3 separate regions of the Homo sapiens genome follow, and regions 2 and 3 are each linked to region 1. Evidence: chromatin contacts called from ENCODE Hi-C or POLR2A ChIA-PET data. All regions are on one chromosome and are shown on one strand. Each heading gives the region's core, a stretch centred on a gene start or an enhancer-like site at or near the end of the contact. The rest is flanking DNA. Distances are from core to core; before and after follow the strand shown. Region 1 holds the start of RIPPLY3 (ripply transcriptional repressor 3). Region 2 holds the start of CBR3-AS1 (CBR3 antisense RNA 1). Region 3 holds the start of CLDN14-AS1 (CLDN14 antisense RNA 1).

What was found. Hi-C counts contacts between places; a loop is a spot of excess contacts on that map. ChIA-PET counts read pairs that join two places held with the same protein, here RNA polymerase II (POLR2A). Pooled maps may share reads with other maps.
Region 2: a pooled map shows a loop between it and region 1 (4-fold over the local background). The contact joins the promoter of CBR3-AS1 here to the promoter of RIPPLY3 in region 1. A Hi-C loop is called at or near these places in 1 of 168 maps with a recorded cell type or tissue (CD4-positive, alpha-beta memory T cell), 1 of 37 single-sample maps with no recorded cell type and 4 of 50 pooled maps. POLR2A ChIA-PET finds 5 or more read pairs at or near these places in 1 of 52 experiments (PC-9).
Region 3: a pooled map shows a loop between it and region 1 (2.8-fold over the local background). The contact joins the promoter of CLDN14-AS1 here to the promoter of RIPPLY3 in region 1. A Hi-C loop is called at or near these places in 1 of 168 maps with a recorded cell type or tissue (mammary epithelial cell) and 8 of 50 pooled maps. POLR2A ChIA-PET finds 5 or more read pairs at or near these places in 1 of 52 experiments (H1).

Annotation. Positions count from the first base shown.
Region 1 is chr21:37,005,212-37,008,330 of GRCh38, reverse strand. RIPPLY3 (ripply transcriptional repressor 3) reads right to left here and starts at 1,629. Exons shown (of 4, transcript NM_018962.3): 1 at 1,455-1,629; 2 at 108-174. The coding sequence starts at 1,558. RefSeq lists a silencer at 1,455-1,564 and an enhancer at 1,788-2,288.
Region 2 is chr21:36,154,638-36,157,756 of GRCh38, reverse strand. It overlaps CBR3-AS1 (CBR3 antisense RNA 1), which reads left to right and starts at 1,449. Exons shown (of 3, transcript NR_038893.1): 1 at 1,449-1,540. DOP1B (DOP1 leucine zipper like protein B) reads right to left here and starts at 933. Exons shown (of 37, transcript NM_001320714.2): 1 at 814-933. RefSeq lists silencers at 439-738, 769-1,318 and enhancers at 1,499-1,558, 1,639-1,688, 1,073-1,739, 1,740-2,407.
Region 3 is chr21:36,428,826-36,431,944 of GRCh38, reverse strand. It overlaps CLDN14-AS1 (CLDN14 antisense RNA 1), which reads right to left and starts at 1,620. Exons shown (of 3, transcript NR_183530.1): 1 at 1,533-1,620. RefSeq lists enhancers at 1,560-1,619, 906-1,781.

The DNA.
Region 1 (3,119 bases), core at 380-2,879:
CCAAGGGACGGCCCTGCGCAGAAGGCCATTCACGGTCCCTGTATTTTAAAAGACGATGCCACTTTCTGGCTGGAAGGGTTACCTACAACGCCCGCACTGAACCTTACCGGCCTTCCAGTTCTGGTCAGCTCAGCATCTCCAGGTGTCTGGATCCAAGGTCGCCACGGCGCGGGGCTGGAACGGCAAGCGCCAGGAGAGAGTGAACCCTGGGCACTTCTGCTGCCTTCAAACTATGCCATGAGAGCTATTCTTAGTTCCAGTGTCTGCCTGAAAAAGAGGCACCGGACCCCCCAGGAACTTTCCCTGGAGTTCTCAGGGCTGTGGATAAATTACTGTCATTTGTGTTTTTTCTCTCCTGCTACGTCCCCAGTTCTCTGTCTCCAGTTAAGCTTTGAGAAGGGAGGTCCCGAATCTCACACAATTATCAGGGAACCCATTAGTTGAGAGATTTCTCTCCCTGCAAATCCTGGCTGAATTGTTCAATTCGGGGTTCCCCAACTATAGCTGTCTACTTTGTCCCCGGTTAATTTCAATCACACCACCTTGGTCACGGAAGGAGATTGATTCTACAGAGATGATTTTACAGAGTTGTAGGATGAAAAACAAACAAACAAAAAAAGGGGGCTGGGCGCGGTGGCTCACACCTGTAATCCCAGCACTTTGGGAGGCTGAGGTTACTGGATCACTCGAGGTCAGGAGTTCGAGACCAGCCTGGCCAACATGGCGAAACCCAGTCTCTACTAAAAATACAAAAATTAGCCGGGCGTGGTGGCAGGCGCGTGTAATCCCTGCTACTCAGGAGGCTGAGGCAGGAAAATCGCTTGAACCCGGGAGGCGGAGGTTCCCGTGAGCCGAGATCACGCCATTGCACTCCAGCCTGGGCGACACAGTGAGACCCTGTCTCAAAAAAAAAAAAAAAAAAAAAAAAAAGAGGGAATCTTTCTCCTGCCTGGCTACCTGGCCCATCCGGCCTACCCGGTCCCTTCCCTACCTCCCTGGCTAATTTGATTTCCTACAACGTTACTGTCTTTAAAAGGGTTGGTGCCCAGGGACAGCGAACGCCGAGCCCCCAATCCAGGGACAACAGAAACGGCTACCGAGAAAGTAGCAAGGTGAGAGATTGCCTTTGCAAGGCTGGCTTAGGAGCCCGAGACTGCAGTGTCCCCGGCTGGCTAACTGAGATCTCCTCTACACGGAAGCGTCGGCCCCTTTCCTGGCCAGCTACATCCTGGGCCTCCGCACTTCAGAGCTGTGCGTTGGAACCGGAGAACTGAGCGCCCCTCCCGGGAACCCGGCTGCCGGCTCAGGAGCTTGCTTGGCGTCGCCGTCGAGCTCCGGAGCTCCGCTGGGGATCGGGGGTTCAGCAGCGCCCCAGCCTCCCGCTCGCTGCGCTCCCCGCACCGCCACCGCGCACGCCTCTCAGCGCGTCCACCGGGGCGCGGGGCCACCCTCACCTCTCCGGCCCGCGCGGTGGCGGAGGCCTCCAGGGAGCGTCCCCGGGGCAGTGACAGCCGCGCCCCCGCGCCTTCCGGGCTCCGGCCGCCGCTTCGGGCTCCATGGTGCCGGCGGAGCCCGCGCCCCTTGCTGCGGCGCCGGCCTACGAGCGCGCCTAGATCCACTCGGGCTAACGCGCTCACCTACCCGCGCGCCAGGTTTAAAAACGGGGGCGGGGCGGCGCGGGCAAGCGCTGGGAGGGGGCAGGACCCGAGGAGCTCCGTGAGGGGTGCGGAGGGGGCCGCAGGGTACGAAGGAAAAGCCCGGGTCGGAGGAGCGGAGGGGACCAGAGAAGTTCCGGGAGGGGACCAGGGAGCCGGGGATGGGGAGGAGACGAGAAAAGCTCAAGGAGGTGGCGCCGGGTGTCAAGGAGGGGGGTCCGGCAGGCCCGGGCAAGGGTGGGGACGGGACAAAGAAAAGTCGGGGAGGGGGCACCAGAGAAGGGGTGACCAGAGGATGGAGGTACCAGGGATTGGGGCCACGAGCTCGGGCTGGAGACAGCGGGAAGTGACCCAGGAACCCGGGAGAGGAAAGCGAGGCCCGCGGGCTAGGGGCGTTTCCGTCGGGCGCACTCCCTCGGGGACTGGGGGGACCTGCGCTCACCTGCTGGGCTTCCCCTGCCGGATGTGGGATGTGAGGAGTCCCGGCTTCTCCGTCCCTCTGTGGTCCCCGCGGCCTCGGGCTTTGGTCCTGTGCGAGCATCGGATTCCCTGGGTTTCCGGAGAATCTCGCTTCCACCGCCTTAGAGCGGCAGCGGGTCTTCGGGGACATCTACCGAATCCTCGGGTCCGCGTGCACCGGCCTTGCCTTCGGTGCTGGACAGTGGGCTCCCGGACGCCCCGACGCCAGGGCTCGAACCCGTGGCGAAGCGGGTGGGGTGGGGCGCGGCGACCCTTCCAGGAGACAGAAGGCCAGGAATGGAACCGAGCAAGAGGGGTGCTACGAGCGCACCCTTCCCACCGATGGCGGCCTTGGAAAGAATGCGAATTTTTAATAAAGCCTGGAGCGGCGGGCTTCTCCTTCGGTTAGCCCCAGCCAGGCTTAGAAAGGGCCTCCCGACCAGCAGAAGCGACCTTGCCCGACCCTGGGGACACTTCCCCGGGCGTCGCTGGAGCGCCGCTGCCACCATCACCAGCGCACGGCCAGGGTGGGAGAAAGCGGTTTCACACGTAGAGCACTGCGACAGAACACCGAAGGCGCTGGAGGGCCTTCAACTACCCCGGGCTCCTCAGGGGTAGTTACTTTATATAATTTAAGTTACTGTGATGGATGTTAAAAAATCGAAGAACTAGGCCAGGCGCGGTGGTTCTCACCTGTAATCCCAGCACTTTGGGAGACCGAGGCAGGTGGATGGATCACTTGAAGTCAGGAGTTCGAGATCAGTCTGGCCAATATGGTGAAACCCGTCTCTACTAAAAATAAAAAAATTAGCCGGGCGTGGTGGCAGGCTCCTGTAATCCCAGCTACTTGGGAGGCTGAGGCAGGAGAATGGCTTGAATCTGGGAGGCGGAGGTTGCAGTGAGCCGAGAGTGTGCCACTGCACTCCAGCGTGGGAGACAGAGAGAGATTCCCTTTCCAAAAAAAAAAAAAAAAATCGAAGAACTTCCGCAAGGCGCGGTGGTTCA
Region 2 (3,119 bases), core at 200-2,699, 850 kb after region 1:
CAGCACAGAAACACTCATCACCAATGGGCTTAATCAACTCTGGGACACACTGTTTTGAATGTGGTCTTTCAAAGTGGCAATTAAATTGTACTGGAAAAAATTTAAGCCACCTAATGGCAGCAGACTTGTGGGGCCGGGGGGACGGTCTTCCCTCGCCTTACCAAAAAAATCCTAGCAAAGTCTTCCCAATTGTGGGGCTGCAGTCGCGAGTGTAAGGCAACACTGCGGGTAACAGTCCCCGCGAGCAGCCGGGAACCCTGCAGGGCGCAGGGGCCAGGCTGGCAGAGCGCGCACTGCGGCCCGGATCCCTTCTCCTGGGGACTGGCTGGAAGACTGGGGTCTTCCCCAACGAGGAAAGCCCTTAGTTCTCACAGGTCTGCGTCCCCAGCCTCCTCCCCAGCCAGGGCACCAGCAAACAAAGGCTGAGCGTCTCTTCGTGGGCCGGCCCCGGGAGGGCGCGCGGGCCGCGACCCACCCCTGGACCTGCACCTGCCGCCCCGCTCGGCGAGGGCGTGGCCGGCATCATATCCTCCGCGCCAGGGTCGGGTAACCCTAGGGGACCCCACCCAGTCTCCCCGCTGCCCTCCCGGTCTCCGGCCCCGAGCTCTCCGCCCCCGCACTGCAGCAGAGCGCGCCGCAGGCCCGGGCCGCGCGCCGGTAAGCCACCTGCACCCCGGGCCGCCCCACGGCGCCGCCCAAGCCCTCTGGACCCGGAGAAGGACCCGCGGGCCGGCGGGGAGGAGATGCCCGGCTCCTCCGGCTTCGCCCAGCGGCTGAGGACTGGACGCCGGACAGGGCGCAGGCACGACTTACCGCGGCAGTGGCCCTGTTGGCGGGCGCGCTCACGTGCGGCGCGGAGGAGCCCTCCGGGCTGGGGGAGAGAGACTGGGCAGGGCTGCGGCGCGGCCGGGAGCCAGAACCGCCGAGGAAGAGCCGGAGAACCAGCGGCAGCGGCTCTTCCCCACCGCGCGGGTCGGGGCGGAGCCTGGAAGCCGGGCCTCGGCGCTTGGGGCGGGGCTGGAAGGCGGGGCTGGACGCCTGGAGGCGGGCTCAGGGGCGGGACCTGGAGGTGGGCCATAGGCGCGCGGGGGCGGGGTTTCCGCGGGCGGGGCGGAACTAGAAGACGGGGCCTGACCGAAGGAGGCGGGATCAAGGGCGGGGCCTGGAAGTGGGCTGTCCCTACAGGGGCGGGGCCTCGGCTGGCCGGGCTAGGCTGGAAGGCGGGGCCTGACTCATGAAGGTGGGATCAAGGGCGGTGCCTGGAGGCGGGCCATAACAACAGGGGCGGGGCCTCGACGGGCTGGGCTGGACTGAAAGGCCAGGCTTGACTCACGGAGTCGGGGTCAGGGGCGGGGCCTGGAGGTGGGCCTTAGACGCGGGGGCGGGGCTTCGGCTTGGGAGCAGGGCTTGGGGAGGGCCCCGGCGTACTGGGGCGGTTCAGTCGCCTCAGCCGCGGTGTGAGGGAGCGGGAGTCTTCCTTAGCTTCTCCGCCATGGGTGTCGCTTCGTAGCCGGGCTGCTCCGGGAAAGGCCTCGTACAGGTGAGCGGGGCGGCGTTCGCGCCTCACCTGGGGACCCCCGACACAACCGAGTGGAAGGGGACATTGGTCAGTGCCCGCCCAAGGTCGTCCGCGCGTGTGTCGGCCCTCGGAGGTGCTTTGGAGTCACTCACAGAAACGGAGAAGCGGGGGCTCCTCGAAGGGTGCGCGGCACCTGGTTCACCCCATCTTTTCCCTCTGGACCACGTCCAAGCCCTCCACACACGTTTGGGGCGCAGGGGGCGCGGCGGGCTTGGGACCCCTGCTAAGTTGCCCCAGCCCGCACGGGCCTCAGGTTTCCGACCCTGGGCGACAGGAGAGGTGAGATCATTTCTACCTGGACAGAGCTTATCACGTGGACTGTGGCTCAGGAAGGAGACCTTGACGTCAACCTTAGAAAGCATTCATATCTCCAGACAATCACCAGCCCCTGCCTGCCATCCTCTCGAGCGCTGGGACCTAGACGGTCCAGTCCGACCGCTTCAGGGTAGGACGCACCTGGAGGGTGCGCGGTAGGCAGTGCTCACCTGAGCACAGGCCCTGTCCCCACCCAGCTGTGGCTCCAGCCAACCCGAAGTGGGCCACTTGTGGATGAAGGCTGTCATTTCTGCAGTGGCCTCGCTCCTTTTAACTCCCGAGCGTCCTTTAGAAATGTTCAGACCAGGTCTGGAGTTCGTGAAGGCGAGGCAGTGGTCAATGAGCTTGGGAGGTGGGGGAGGTCATGAGCACCTGGAAGTTGTTTAGAACACTTTGTGTATATGCATGTTTCTAGGGGAGGGGTATATTATCAGCTTCCAAAGTGGATCTATCACTTCCCTGGAAACACTAAGAATATTTTAATAGCTTGGGATGCTGGACCTGTGGCCCAGCCAGGCTGCTGATTCTGATTTTGTCTCCATTTGGCATATACCAAGTGCCCCAGATGTAAATCCTCTCATGGTCAATTTGAGGAATGGTCTTAAGATAGAAGCAGAGAGAAACGAAAAGATTGAGCCATAGTTAGCAGGAAAAAAAATTAATTTCATGAAAATTGATTTCCTAATGAGAATATGATAAACTGGTTTTACAAAAGCAGCAAACAAAACCAGCAAAAACCAAAAAACAACAAAAAAAAAACAAGAAGATGGCAAGCAGGTGAGTTTTTTTTTTTTTTAGGTTCTTCAAATCCTAGTCACACTCAACACTGCACTGAACAGAGATGAAAGAACTGCTTTACACTTAACATTGAAAAAAGAAGTAGTCTGTTTGTGCCAAAGCCACCATGCACATACAATCTGTGCCTTGTATTCATATACCACCTATCTGTAAAGGATTCCAGGTGTGTGTGCGTGTGGGGGGGTTTAATTTAATTTTGACAAATTCATTTGTAAATCATAATTTAAAAAACTCAATTTATAATTGACAGTATACTGTCAATTACTGTATACTGTATACAATATACTGATACTGACAGGATTGACAGTAAATGTACAACATTGAGATTTGAGTATTCTGGCCGAGCGCAGTGGCTCACGCCTGTAATCCCAGCACTTTGGGAGGCCGAGGCAGGTGGATCACCTGAGGTCAGGAGTTCGAGACCAGC
Region 3 (3,119 bases), core at 371-2,870, 580 kb after region 1:
TTACTAGGACAGCGATTTTTAAAATTTTTTTTAAGGAAGGCTGGGCATGGTAGCTTACGTCTGTAATCCCAGCACTTTGGGAGGCTGACGCGAGTGGATCACTTGAGGTCAAGAGTTCAACATCAGCCGGGCCAACATGGCAAAACCCCAATTCTACTAAATAGACAAAAATCAGCCGGGCGTGGTGGCAGGCGCCTGTAATCCCAGCTACTTGGGAGGGTGAGGCAGGAGAATCACTTGAACCTGGGAGGCAGAGGATGCAGTGAGCCAAGATCGCACCACTGCACTCCAGCCTGGGCGACAGAGCAAGATGCCGACTCAAAATATAAATAAATAAATAAATGGAAAATAGCAGGTTTTGACGGGGATGTGGAGAAATTGGTGGCCTCTTACATTGTTGGTGGGAATGAAAGTGGTGCAGCTGTGGAGGGAAGTGATTTGGCAGTTCCTCAAAATCCTAAACAGAATTGGTTTCTTAGGACTGCCGTAACAAAGCACCACAAACTTAGTGGCTTAGACAAAGAAACATGCTGTCTCCCAGTTCTGCAGGTGGGAAGTCCAAAATCAAGGTCTTGGCAGGCACAATGGATCATGCCTGTAATCCCACCACTTTGGGAGGCCAAGGCAGGCAGATCACTTGAGGTCAGGAGTTGGAGACCAGCCTGGCCAACATGGTGAAACCCTGTCTCTACTAAAAATACAAAAAACTACCCAGGTGTGGTGGCAGGTGCCTGTAATCCCAGCTACTCAGAAGGCTGAGGCAGGAGAATTGCTTGAACCTGGAGGGTGGAGGTTGCAGTGAGATGAGATCACACCATTGCACTCCAGCATGGGCAACAGAGCCAGACTCCGTCTTGAGAAACAAAACAAAACAAAACCGATATCAAGGTCTTGGCTGAGTTGGCTCCTTCCACAAGGGAAGGATCTGTTCCAGGCTCTCCCAGCTTTTGGCGTACCTGGCTTGTTGGTGCCACCTTCTCCCTGGGTGTCCACAACATCCTCCCTCCATACATGTCTACGTGTGTCCACATCTCCCTGTTTTAGAAGGACACAAGTCATACTGCTTTAGGGTGTGACATTTTAAGTTGATTACATCTGTAAAGACCCTCCTTATTTCCAAATAACATTACATGCTGAGGTACTGGTGGTTAGGACTTCAAGTATCTTTTTGGGAGTACATAATTCAACCCTTTACAGCATTTGATCCAGCAACACAGTGAAACCCCATCTCTACAAAAAATACAAAAATTAGCCAGGTGTAGTGGCACATGCCTGTAGTCCCAGCTATTTGTGGGGCTGAGGTGGGAGGATTGCTTGAGCCCGGGCTGTCGAGGCTGCAGCGAGCCGAGATGGTACCACTGCACTGGAGCCTGGGCGAAAGAGTGAGACTATGTCTCAAAGAAAAAAAAAAAAAAGTACTCGCCCAGAGAAACCGACTCCCCCGCCGCAGGCTTGTGTTACACTGTGGGCATCTCAACCCAGGCTCCATTTCCCATTCTCTCATTTAGCACAGTATAAAAACCCTACGTTACCTTGGAAAATGAAACTCCAGCTGCACAATTCCCTGCCTCTGAGCAGGGAAGCCTGAGGGCCAGTCTGAAGGCGGAGGCGAAAGCTTCTGAGCCTGTGACTCAGGAGTGCCCAGACGTGGTTTCTGGTCCCACCCAGCTGAGCTCCGTTAGTCACCCCGCAGGGTCACGAGCTTCACGCAGCCTCTAGGCGGCCAGATTGTGTTTCTTCCACCTGCTTTATCAGCCAGGAAACAGGAGCCCCTGACTAATCTGAAGCCCTGGCCTCAGAAGAAAACAACGCTAATGACTCAGAGGCCAGAGCTGAGACCAGACAGACCCGGTGTAGCCACTCGGGCCAGGCTGCTCTGCGAAGCTGCTGTTTCCTCTGCTGCCGAAGCGGTTTCTTCCACCCAGGGCGGTGCGGTGGTTTGGCGACTTAGAGGTTTGGAGGTCCCTTCTTCCTAAGAGTTAACTGTCCTGAAAAAGCCCAAAACAAGAGCGGCATGATCTTAAATCCTGGGGAGAGGACACAGGCTGCCTGGAGGGGCCGAGGGCACACCTAGAGCTGGGGTTTTGTTCTCACTCTGTTGCCCAGGCTGCAGCACAGTGGTGCGATCTCGGCTCACTGCAGCCTCAACCTCGCTGGGCTCAGATGATCCTCCCACCTTAGCCTCCTGAGAAGCTGGGACTACAGGCACGTGCCACCACATCTGGCTAATTTTTTGTAATTTGTAGAGACAGGGTTTCACCATGTTGTCCAGGCTGGTCTTGAACTCCTGGGCTCAAGCAGTCTGCCTGCCCTGGCCCCCCAAAGTGCTGGGATTACAGGCGTGCGCCACCGCGCCTGACCAAAGAGCTGGGTTTTGATTCCACATGTGGAGGAGGTGCCTGCCTAGGGCTGACTGGGAAAAGTGTCTAGGGCTGAGCTCACAAAGTGATGAGCTCCCCGTTGCCAGAGGGCTTCAAGCTGAGGCTGAGTGAGACGAAGCACGATGGAGTGAACGGTATCCCTGTGTTGGAAGGAGGGTGGGTTATGTGAAAAGTGTCCCTTGTGGAAAAGAGGAAAATAGCCCAGCCCTGGGCTCCACTTCCTTGAAAGCGAATTTGGTGTCTGCTCCTTGGACAGATCAACACAAGCACCTACCCTTCCCAGGCCGCCGTCCCTTCTTCACCCAGAAGGGGAGTTCAGGGAAACTGGGCAGACATGGGCAATCCCACTGGGTTGGCTGCTTCTGGCTGTAAAATTCAAATCTCTAAGGCCTCTCCAATAACACAGTCCTAAAATTTCACATCATCAGCAAAGTCATGACTGCCATCTTGAGCTCCAAAACACCCCTCAAATGCGCCTATCCCTCCACCCTGCAAGCCAGCATCTGGCCCAGGTCCGTCCCCGCTGTCTGGACTATTGCAGTCACTGCCTGGCTAGGATTCTGTCCACAGTTCATTGCCCACATGGCATCCAGAGAGCTCTTTCTAAAATGCAGATGAGGAGTCCCCTGTGTGCTGTGAATACACTCGACTCCCGTCTGTCCTCAGCACACACTCTCTGCCTGCTGCCGCACAAAGCTCCAGCCACACGAGTGTCTGTCTGTCTGTTCCTCAAATAGG